3 separate regions of the Mus musculus genome follow, and all the other regions are linked to region 2. Evidence: chromatin loops called from intact Hi-C (ENCODE). Cell type or tissue: heart. All regions are shown on one strand.

Region 1 (4,000 bases), 57 kb before region 2:
AATGAGAAAGTTACCACCAATCACACAGCACAGTGATAACTGCTGTCCAGAGACCTCACTAGTGCATTGTGGACGCAGTGCATTGTGGACGCTGTGGAGAGGCTGGGGGCTTCCCAGCATTCCGTTTCTGAAGCACTCAGCACTCACAACAAAGAATAACTTGACAAAAGAGAAGCATGGGAGGCTCTACCCTAGCCCTCAGTCACCAGTGCCAAGTCACCACATGCCTCTTGACAGGGATGGTGATGATGGTGGTGATGATGATAATGATGAGCTAAAGAGGGCATAGCGCCACGCACAGGGCATTTTCTAATAGCTCAATCTAGTCCCTGTGGGCATAAGACAACAACTATGGGATTCTCTAGCAAATGGAAAGTTGTCTTCAAAAATGTCAAAGTTGCTGGGCGATGGTGGCACACGCCTTTAATCCCAGCACTCGGGAGGCAGAGGCAGCAGATTTCTGAGTTTGAGGCCAGCCTGGTCTACAGGACAGCCAGGGCTACACAGAGAAACCCTGTCTCGAAAAACAAACAAACAAACAAACAAAAACAAAAAAGTGTCAAAGTCACAGGAAACAAAGATGGAAGACTAATTCATTGGAATAGAATAAAGCCATGAGGGCTAAATGCAGCTCCAGGTTTTGAATTTGTATCCAGACTAGAAAAGAAGTTAGTATGGTAACGAGAGTGGGACAGGGGATGGCCCTATTAACTTCCTGGTCTCAACAAATGCCCTGTCTCAAAAACTAAATCAAAACAAAACAAGTTGTTATGAATCACTGACTCTGGAGGAGTTCCCACAGCACAGGAAAAACCCTGGTGTATAGATTTGAATTTTTCATAATAAACGATGAAAACATGTTATGAGTAAGCTTTTAAGTGGCTGTGTCACAGCTGTCTCTAGCCTTTTCGACTTTCATAAGCACGACTCCCAATGTGGGTTTTTGGGGCTCGCAGAGCCTTTGAGACCAAGAAGCCCAGCACAGCCTCAGTCTTGGAAGAAGTGAGGGCGCAGGAGAGGCCCAGAGGTGCAGAGCCAGCCTTAGATCCCAATTTCCTGTTCCTGGTTGAGAGCTTCTTTGTTTAGAACCAATCCTGAATGACATGTTACCTATAACACTGCAAGAAGAAAATAACTAAACCCAAACTAGACTTGTGTAATAAAATATTGGTCTAAATATTATATACATGCTAAAATCAAGAAAATCATTCTAGTTGTTTTAGATAGATTTTCTTCTTCTTATAGACAGTTTAATGACTTTTTCTCTTAGAAGCATGTCTCCTTCCTCAGGGAAGGCTGGCTCCCGGCAGTACTCACTACTCACCTTTTACCGTTGCTCCTTCGTTTGGGTTTGAGTATCCCTCGCCTTTCCGTTTGATTCTACGGATAACGCCTGAATCTTCAAATAAATCCTCACCTTTGAAATCAAGGAGCTCAATCTAGAATGCAAAGATGAAAGCCAGTTTAACAGTTATTTTTATAAAACTTTAAGCTACATCTTTATCTATACAGCTTAGATAAGAGTAACGTGGGACATGAGAGCGATGTACTCTGCAGTTCTTGGAAGGAACTCCGTGTAATGACACCGTCTAGGACTGCATCCTGTGGGACTGCCGTGCAAAGACAGACAGGAAATAGTAGGACAACTGCCTTGTGGGCAAAAGGCCAGGAGGACAAGGTGCTGGCGCAAAACAGTCTTGGCTGACTCTGAGGACAACCGCTTCCCACCCCAGACTTGTGACCTTGCCACCTTAAGATTTAAGAAACTGGCCTTCAACTGACTTGAGAAGTGCTTTCACCGTGTTAGATAAAGATCCAGTTTGGCCAATTATGTGTAATTAATTCAGCGCAGTAAACAATGGACCACGACTCACAGCTCCTGATGGATATGAGGAGACAGTCGGAAACCTTCACAACTTTACACTCCCCACCACCATTTCCAGCCTGTCAGGATGCATATGACTTACTTCCTCTACTGACCAGAACTTTTACTTCCACATCTGTGACTTTTGTTTGTTTGGATATGCCCACTTTGTGCCAGACACATTTCTAAGAAAGCACTGGCACACCCCCTGGATGTGTGGGAAACAATTCAAGAAGCCAAGCTCCAAAATAAATAAGCTGGAGCAGGCTGCCAGCGGCCAGCGCAGCTCCGTGTCATGGCCGCACATGCACAGCACTACACATACTTGCCTCAAAAAAGAGAGTTGCATTTGATGGAATTTTTTGGAGGTGGCCAGCCGAGCCATAAGCATATTCTGGTTTACATAATAAATGGCAGATCTCGCCTTTCTTCATAGTAGACACCCCAATGTCCCAGGCTTTGATAACCTGGCCTAAGAGAAAACAAGAAAACAAAAACAAAAACCAAATCTGTCAAAGAAAATCTTCAAACAAACCCCAGATCTGCCAAATCATAAGAACTGTAACATTTGGGAAGTTTCCTTTCTTGCCAACTTGAGAAACTCAGCTTTACTGCTCTCTTATGGACCTGTAGCAGGCAACCTGTTCAGTGTCAATATTTACAAGTCTTTGTTCTGAAAGTTTAAGACAGCCTCATAATGCAGCACAAGGTGGCCTAGAACTCTGAATTCTGGCAGATGGTGTCTGGGTCTAGGACTCCTGGATGACAGACAGGTGTGTGCACCATGCTTGAGTAATACTCTTATCATGTGCAGCATGAACTATGTCTCATTTAGGGGCTGGAGACATGGCTCAGCGGTGGAGAGCACTGGCCACTCTTCCCAAGGACCCAGGTTCAGTTCCCAGCAACCACCTGGCAGTTCACAGCTGTCTGTAACTTCAGTTCTAGGGGACTGATCCCAGCACTTGGGAGGCAGAGGTGGGTAGATCAAGGCCAGCCTGGTCCATACAGAGTGCCAAGACAGCCAGGACTACATAGTGAGACCCTGTCTTGAAAAACCTAAACAAAACAATACAAACCAACACCTCAATATATGGCAGCATATTATCATTCAATTCTGAACTCCTTTTTATTTAATAGCTTCACTTTCTTTCTTGATTACTAAAGGGAGGATTATGCACTGTAGGGGTTCAAAGTACCAGATTCCAACCTTAGGTTTGCTTTGCAAACCTGTGCAAGTTTAATCTGTTTCCTGACCCAGACAACATAATAACAGCCCCCACCCCAAATGCATGGCACAGTATATACACACAAAGAGTCTGGTATTTAGTAAAGAATAAATTATTTAGTAAAATAAAGAAAAGCTGCTGCCCTCACATTCACCACCACATATAACTCCCTCTCTTTTGGCCTTTTGAGATAAGGTCTTATTACACAGTCCAGCTAGTCTCAACTCGTAATCTTCTACCTCATCTTAAGAAATGAGCCGGGGCTGTGAGATGGCTCAGTGGGTAAGAGCACTGACTGTTCTTCTAAAGGTCATGAGTTCAAATCCCAGCAACCACATGGTGGCTCACAACCACCCGTAATGAGATCTGATGCCCTCTTCTAGTACATCTGGGGACAGACTTATTTATAATAATAAATAAATCTTTTAAAAAAAAATGAGCCAGCGCTCCTCTGTCTCACTCCTGTGTGATTAATGTATGACCTGTGTATGACGTGTGCCTGTGCCCTGGTGCACATGTGGAGGTCACCAGAAGACAACTTGGTAGAGTTGGTTTCTCCTTCCATCTTCACATGGCTCCAGGGGTCATGGCTGAGGTCACCCAGCCACCTTACCAGCCCCATCTATCTGACTCTTCTTTTAAAATGGACTACTTTACTTATTGTATGTGTGCATGTGAAAGTCACAAGAACTGGTAGGAAATGATACTGTAATATAAAAGTACACCCTTCTCTTGTCCCTTCCAGGAGCCTGCAGTGCACAAGTGCTGCTACAGAAGGGCCTGGCATTGTTACTGCTGTCATTATTGAGACAATCTTATGTGCTCCAAGGCTGACCTCCAACTCCTCTGTCACCAAGGCTAACCCTGGACCTCCTTCTCCTTTGCTCTCCCCTGTCTCCCCCTCTAG
Region 2 (4,000 bases):
ACTAAGCCACCTGAATTTCAAGTCCAGGACTTACACAGGGCAAGAAGAAAACAAAACTCCAAAGTTGTCCTCTGACAACCACACCAGTGCCAAGTACTCTCACAAATGACAGATCGATCTATCACAGACGATAGATAGATGGATATAAAAACTAAAAAGTAAATAGAGAAACATCCTTTTGTGAAATGTTGGAATGACAAAAGCCCCCACTGATGAACTTTTGTTTTAAAACAACTTGCAGAAAATATTCCTAAATTAATTTTAAATGATCTCAAGTGGCTGGACAGTGGTGGCGCGTGCTTTTAATCCCAAGCACCGGGAGGCAGAGGCAGTTGGATCTCTGAGTTCGGAGGCCAGCCTGGTCTACAGAGTTCCATGACAGCCAGAGCTACACAGAGAAACCCTGTCTCAAAATCAATCAATCAATCAATCAATCTCAAGTGGTCCCAACTCATAGCTAGCTCAAACTAGCTAGATGAATAAAATGATTGTTCAATCAATTAGTGTAATTAAATAAAAACGAACTGTGCTCTGAAGTTCAACATTTCTGAAGTATAGATTACACCCAAGGCAGTTACCACACAAGACATATCAGAAGACAAAGGGGAAGAAAGCTAAAAACACTCAGTGCTGCTAACAAACCAGTGTCATTATTAACCTTTGCATTTAAAAATAGGTAAACCGGGCGTGGTGGGGCCCGCCTTTAATCCCAGCACTTGGGAGGCAGAGGCAGGCGGATTTCTGAGTTCGAGGCCAGCCTGGTCTAGTTCCAGAACAGCCAGGGCTACACAGAAAAACCCTGTCTCGAAAAATAAATAAATAAATAAATAAATAAATAAATATAGTTAAAATACACCATTTCTGTAGCACTCCAAAGCGAAAGCTGTGTGGAGAGTATTAGGTTACAGAAATTTATACGTGCTTTAATTGAATAGTAAACTCCCAATAACAAAGGAATAAAACTTTGATGTTTCAACTATCAAACAAAAAAAAAATACCCCCCCCAAAAAGTCAGGCAAATGAGGATCAGCTGGGAGAGTAACAGAAAACGGTTAAGTAAGATTTTTTTCCAAGTCATTTCTTGAATTGATTCAGACACCAAGAGGAAAAGCTATAATTTTTAACAACATATAAAGCTAACAGCAAGAAGTGGGGAGGAAAAGACAAAATGCTTAACCCAAACACACCTTAACTTTTCCCTTGTCCACAGCCCTAAGAAAATGGGATGACAATAGAAATAAACACTCTCTCCTTCCCCTAAAGGAAGCAAAGAAAGTGCCTATTCAACGCCCTGGTCCGCTGGAAAACACACTCCTGAAAGAAGAAGAAGGGAAAAAAAAAAAAAAAAAAATCCCCAAACCACCAGCTCCCAACTGCCGCATGCAGAATTTACTGAATGGCGGCCAAGCGCTGTACACCCTGTCCCGAGCCCCGCCGAGGGCTGTCCCAAGTTCTGCACGCTCTGCTTACGATCTGTACCTTCCAACGCTTTCGCCATGGCTGCAGACACCAATTATTTAAAAAATGAGGCGCAAGCGCTCCACCTGGCTCATCCACAGACGAAGATGAGGAGGAGGAAGATGGTCATAATGCAACGTGCTCCCTTAGATTCATCCCACACACACACACAAAATGCTGGGTTTGGAGTCAAGGACTATGGCCGGAACAGGAGTGGTGATGCCGCTGGGGCGAAGGGAATGAAGATTCCTAAAATAACTTTTATTTCCTTAGTATTATTGAGAGCGGGGGTGAGAGATGAGAATGTGTATCGGAGCCAGTGGTGTTTGTGCTGTGTACACAGGGAGGTCAGAGGACAACTCGCGGTTGGAGTCGGTTCCCCTACTACCATGTCGGTTCCCGGGATCGAACCCAGGTCGTCACGCTTGGCTGCAAGCGGCTGTACCCGCTCAGCCACCTCCGAGACAACTTTTAATTAGCCCTTCCTCCTCAGTACCTCCGAGACCCTCCGGTCACCTGCCTGCCCGGTGCGAGCCGGCTCGGGAGCGGCAGGTGAGGGCGGTGCCCGGCCGGCACGCCCATCGCGCGGCCCCGCGGACGCGGCGGAGCACTCCGTTATCCGCGGGGCTTGCAGGGCTCCGGAAGGCCAAGTTTCCTCCGCGTCCGGAGGGCGGCGTGGCGGAGCGACACGGGGCTCCCCGGACCTGTGGGCTGCGCGGGAAACAAAAGCCGCGCGCGGGCGAGCGAGCCGCCGCCGCCGCGCTGAGGGAGACGCTGGAGAAGAGCGCCGGCCGCTCCACCTCCCACGCGGGGCCCAGGCCTCCCGCGCGTCCCGTCCACGCCATCCCGGGGAAGCCGCGCGAGGGGCGGCAGAAGCGGGACCGCGAGCACGGGGCTGGCTCCGGGGTCCGCCGCGTGCGCGCGCCCCATTCCCGCGGCCATGGCGCCCGTACCTGTCGCCGCGTCCGCCGCCGCCGCGTCCCTCGCTCCGCGTCTCTCCGCCGCCGCGCGCGCCGCTCAGCCCGCCCAGCAGGCCGCCGCTCCGTCCGCACGCTCGGTCGCTCAGCCGCGCGCCGGACACCGCCGCCGGAGACTGGCAGCGCCCGCAAGCCGGCTAGTGCGCCGGGCAGCGCCCGCCGTCGTCCCGCCCCCGCCGGCCGCAGGACCCACCTCCCATAGGGCCACGGGGCTGCCAATCCGCCCCCAAAAGGCGCGCGGGCTGTCGCTCCGCCCGTCCCGATTGGTGGCCGTGCACTGCCTATGCAAATGAGGCTCCGCCCCGTTCGTTTGCATCTCCGCCTCTTCACCGCTGCCCACGTGTCTGGCCCTTGCCCTTTGTGGGGGCCGGAGAAGAGGGATGGAGGAAGCTGACTGACACCTCGCCTCGTCGTCCACTGCCTCCAGACTAAATACTGACCAGACAAGCGTCTGCCTTGCCTGTCTGTCCACCCAGCCTGCCCTTCACGAGCTGCAGAGGTCGGGCCATGCTGACCCCGGAAAATAACCTCCTGAACTTGAAGATGCTCCTTAGAGACTGGGAAAATGCGATGTAGCACCTAGCACCTCTCTCTCTGGACACCCAGTGGGCGTGAAGATGTCGCTTTCCCTTGAGGTTTCTGCCTCTCCAACACAGCAAGCAGCCCAGGTGATGAGGTCAAAAAGGAACCCAAAGGATGGCTGTTGAGCTAGGTCAGCTTCGAGATGGCACCCCCTCGCCACGTCTGGGTGACTCCTATAGACGCTCAGGAGCTGCACCTGGGGACTTGAACTCTAACTGTTCGGTTTTTAAGAAGATTCTTAGAAGAACGTTTATGATGAGTGTTTCGCCTGCTGGGTGTGTGTGTGTGTGTGTGTGTGTGTGTGTGTGTGTGTGTGTGTGTGTTTACTATGTGAGTGCAGTACCCAACAGAGGTCAGAAGAGGGCATCGAATCCCCTGTCACTGGAGTTGGAAGCATCCTGTGCTCTCCCAGCCTCTGGGAGAACAACCAGTGAGAGCAACTGCTCATAACAGCTAGGGAATCTCTCCAGACCCCCGGTTGGTTGGTTGGTTTGTTTGTTTGTTTGTTTGTTTTTTGAGGGGAGGAGAAACTATAAAAGTCCCAATTACCTATGGAATATTTTGTAGCCACAGGAAAATTCCATGTTTCCTGGTTCCATGTCTGCTTTTATTTTAGTTTTGGTTTTTTGTTTTGTTTTTTAAGATTTATTTATTTATTATTATATCTAAGTACACTGTAGCTATCTTCAGACACACCAGAAGAGGGCATCAGATCTCATTACAGATGGTTGTGAGCCACCATGTGTTTGCTGGGATTTGAACTCAGGACCTCTGGAAAAGCAGTCAGTGCTCTTACCCGCTGAGCCTTCTCTCCAGCCCCTAGTTTTGGTTTCTTTTGTCTTGTCTCACTTTAGAACTTATGAAGATACATGTCACCTTGTATGGTGATATATATCAATGTCCATATAACACATATGATATATATCAATGTCTATCACCCACATGGTGGTATGGTCATTCCTTCCCTATCCTCAAAGACCTCT
Region 3 (4,000 bases), 78 kb before region 2:
TAACCATGGTGGTAAATGCTCTGAATAAGAATGTCTCCCCCCCCCCCCAGGCTTATATATTTGAATACATCATCACCAGGGAATGGAATTGTTTCAAAGGATTAGAAGGATTAGAAATTAGGAAGTGTGGCTTGTTGGAGGAAGTGTGTCACTGGGGGTAGGCTGTATGGCTCAGTGGTAAAGTGTTTGCCTAGCATGCACAGTGCCCTGGGTTCAATCCCCAGCCTTGCAAACAAAACAATAAAGAGGGAACCTCAAGGCTCTTTGTCTCCTCTCCCACAAAGGACCAGGGTAAGGAAGACCACAGATGAAGACTCTTATCAATTCTGTTAATGGCTTTATGTAAAATGCAGGATAAAAGTAGTGCACAAAAAGCCCCATCCTTTATGGCGTCCCAGCTCATGCTGACCATAGAGGAACAGCCTGAAGGGGGCAGAGGTGCCACACAGATAAACGGAGAGTGAAGTACGGCTCACCCACCTTGTCGCAGCACTCCACGGCTTTGTTGTACTCTCGGAGCTTCAGGTAGCACATGGCCAGGTTCAGGAAGGCTGCGAGGAGGAACGACTCTGAGGCTTTGGACTCCTTCTCTGACAGGCCGTATTCCATCTCCAGCCAGGACACTATCTTCCTGTACTGAATCACGGCCTGCGTGTACTTGCCTCCCTAGGAGAAAAAAGCCCCCAACAACTTGTATCCATCTGGAAAGGATGCAGTGAAGTGTGAGCGTGGCCTGCCCTAGCCGAGTGCTCACACGGAATAGTTCTGCATGTCAGCCCCACTCTATCTCCTGTCCCTCCCTAGTTCTGCGGAAGCTCTGCTGGCCTGTGAGGTGGCCTGGACCAGGGTAATGCCACCGCATGGCTGCTTCAGTGTTCTTTCAGCCTGGCAGCAGGAGGTTACACTGTTTGGAACCAACATTCCTCAGTCTTTCAAAAGGATGGTGAGCCATTTGGCTTATGGAAGAGGAGGTGACTTTCCTCTTTTCTCTTGGCATTCAGCACTGATAGTAAATACTGCAATATGGTAACTGGCAGTCCCCACACAGCAGGCCTGTCTAAAGCAGATTGTGCAAACGCTCGGCTCTCAGTAGCAGTGAAAGCAGAGGCAGCACGGCAGAGCTGCAGTGCCGGGGCTCTACCCCGGCACCATGTGATTGTTAAGAGTGGGTGGGCCAGAATGCCCTGTGCTGACCACGGCCATTGATAGCACACAGTGTACATAACCCTAAAGAGCAAGCTTACCGTGTGAGAGACTGTCCTGCTCTTGTCTGGTCTAGCAGCCTCCTCCGCCGTACCAAGGCCTCATGCATACTAAGCAAGCACCATCCCTGCTCTATTTCTAGGCTGATGTTTTTATTTCACACAGAAAAGGCCTTGCTAAATTGACAAGTCTAGTGCCAAACTCAGTCTTCCTGCCTCAGCTCCCAGGCAGTGCTTCTCAGCCTTCCTAACGCTATGACCCCCTTTCTCATAACCATAAAACTCCCAACCATGAAACGTTTTCTGTTGCTACTTCATAACTGTAATTTTGCTACTGTTATGAATCAGAACGTAGACACCTGATATCTGATATGTGACCCCTGTGAGGCGCTGTTTCAGAGTAACCAGACTCTAGATATGGTCCTGCTTACTACTGAGTTCTGAGAGTTGTAAACACTGAATGTTGTACATAGCACATGCCCTAAACAACAAACTGTGGGGTGGAGACAGCGTGCTGACTACTGTAGGTACAGCTGCACCACGGAATGGCAGCTTGTAACAACACGAGTAAACCTGGAATATAGGTGACAGTTCTTTTCTGCACAGTAATTACAAGCTTGAATACAGAGGACCCTTCCTGTACGACTGTACAAGGGATGGCAGACCTGACTGCACTCGGGAGAGGGAGCCATGACGATGTAGAGCTCTTCCTACAACACTCCAGCTCTCAAGCACAATCAGCCAGCCGCGGCCACACTTCCTTCCCAAGGAGCACTAGGGGGCGCAAGATGCCCGCACACAGCAGAGCGTCCTTAGCCTTCCTTTGTGCAGTGACAGTGCTACAGTGCCTGACAGTAACTTTCAGAACCGGATGAGGACAGTGCTTTCTGTGTCTCTGCATGAGTGTTCAGAGGTTGAAAGGAAGTTTCAACATCAGTCTAAATACCACATTCAGTCCCTCTCTGCCCACAGCTGAAACTGGCCTGGCAGGTGAATAGATCATGCAGATATTAAGGGACATAGAACTGTAGTCCAGCCCATCCCTACAGTCACCCACACTCTGCACATGGCACACATCACGTCAGATACTCTGGGAAGATGACGCTGGCCAGAGCAGCACAGCCAAAAGAAAGGCTCCTTAAACTTTGAAGGGAGAAGGGACAAGCAGACAGAAGGCAGTCCTCCAGCCTCTGAAGCAGACAGCCTGACTGGGGGGGTGGGGGGGTGGGGCGGCGGTGGGCGGTGCCTTGCTCCTCACCTAGAATGAGGAAGGAGCCTCCAGGAAGTGCTTGGTGAGACAAAATGTTCAGAGACATTCTGGGGTAAGTCTTAGGTCAGTGATTTTGAACCTTTCATTAATTTTTTTCCCCCCAACAGACTGATGTTTTGAAAGATCCTGTCTATCAGATTACATGTTAAAAATAATGTGTTCCGTATGTGTGACTAGTGATCCAGATTTTATCCAGATTGGTCATTTTAGGAAGATTTGAAACATGTTGAAATATACTTATCACCCCTGAAAGGCTCCCTGCAACACAGGTGATTGGCCTCAATGACATGGAAGGGACAGCTCCATTTCCAGATCCCTGCTCAGGGCTCCTATCGCCATCTGCTTGGCTGCCCATGAGTCATACGTTAGTTTATAACTTTGTTACAAATACACACTGTCTCTGCCAGTGTTTCTTTTGAGGTGACTATGGCCCCATAGTTCTGCAGTTGTCCCACATGGTGTTCTTGTTCCAACCCCCTAATGTAAGTCAGTAGTAGATGTGACAGCATTTCTCAGTACAGAGGCTCATGAAGAGTAGCCTCAGGTCTCTGCTTTATAGTGCTATAAAAAACAAAACAAAACAAAACAAAACAAAACCCAGGGGCTGGTGAGATGGCTCAGTGGATTAGAGCACCCGACTGCTCTTCCGAAGGTCCAGAGTTCAAAAGGTCTGAAGTTCAAATCCCAGCAACCACATGGTGGCTCACAACCATCCGTAATGAGATCTGACTCCCTCTTCTGGAGTGTCTGAAGATAGCTACAGTGTACTTACATATAAATAAAATCTTAAAAAAAAAAAAAAACCCAAACAACAAACAAAAACCCCAATAATTGTGTTTAAAGACTGCTGGTAAAAGAAAGAAAAAGCAAAGAAAACTTGGGTTCCCTCCAAGTCCTTTTTTTTTTTTTTTTGAGGCAGGGCTTCACTGTGTTGCCCTAGTTGTTTGGAATTTGCTCTGTAGGCCAGGCTAGCCTCAAACTCACATACATACACTTGCCTCCAGAGCCCTGTGCTTAAAGGTGTGCCAACAAAGCTGGCTTCTGGCTTGGGTCTCCACACTACAAGGCAGAGACAGGAGTCAGCCACTTGCACAGCATCACTTGGCCCAGCAGAAGACTGCCCGCTCTGAACACTCATCGAGAAGCCCTTCACTTGATGTGGAGACAGCAGGAATTTGGAAGTGGGCTGGCAAGCAATGGGCACAGCACTCCGAAATTTCACTTAATGAGTGTGGGTGTCAGCCCTGGGGGATAAAGCACTGGTTCCTGGGTCCTGAGGAGACAGGGCTCTGGAGAGGCAGTAATTCCCTGGGGCAGCTGTAAGTGACATCTTATCACTGTGGCCACAAGGCTCAGTGTTTTCTCCTCATCAGGTTCTTGGGAGGGCCGAGCCTGGTCATCCATGCCGGTCTGCAGGGCCTTTTTGGTACCCAGCCAGTATCATTTTTTTTTTTTTTTTAGATTTATTTATTATTATATGTAAGTACACTGTAGCTGACTTCAGACGCACCAGAAGAGGGCATCAGAT

Evidence for each region. Hi-C counts contacts between places; a loop is a spot of excess contacts. Peaks named below come from ENCODE experiments on the same cell type or tissue, not always from the same donor. Only the 100,000 strongest peaks of a DNase experiment are listed, where the experiment ranks them.
Region 1: it touches region 2 in a loop (2.3-fold over the local background); 3 of 42 quality-filtered maps call a loop at or near these places.
Region 3: it touches region 2 in a loop (3-fold over the local background); 5 of 42 quality-filtered maps call a loop at or near these places.

Annotation. Positions count from the first base shown.
Region 1 is chr17:28,427,028-28,431,027 of GRCm38, forward strand. It overlaps Fkbp5 (FK506 binding protein 5), which reads right to left. Exons shown (of 11, transcript NM_010220.4): 4 at 2,194-2,336; 5 at 1,325-1,439. Among named protein-coding and RNA genes, the nearest start is that of Gm22146, 17 kb to the right of the region's middle. In heart, no CTCF peak of the experiment used is centred here; DNase peaks (open chromatin) are centred at 1,664 and 2,024.
Region 2 is chr17:28,483,541-28,487,540 of GRCm38, forward strand. Fkbp5 (FK506 binding protein 5) reads right to left here and starts at 2,609. Exons shown (of 11, transcript NM_010220.4): 1 at 2,412-2,609. In heart, CTCF peaks have their summits at 2,123 and 3,698 (motif pointing right); DNase peaks (open chromatin) are centred at 1,461, 2,061 and 2,631; H3K4me3 peaks cover 2,147 bases; H3K27ac peaks cover 1,918 bases.
Region 3 is chr17:28,405,605-28,409,604 of GRCm38, forward strand. Fkbp5 (FK506 binding protein 5) reads right to left here. Exons shown (of 11, transcript NM_010220.4): 9 at 481-666. Among named protein-coding and RNA genes, the nearest start is that of Gm22146, 39 kb to the right of the region's middle. In heart, a CTCF peak has its summit at 1,975 (motif pointing right); a DNase peak (open chromatin) is centred at 1,987.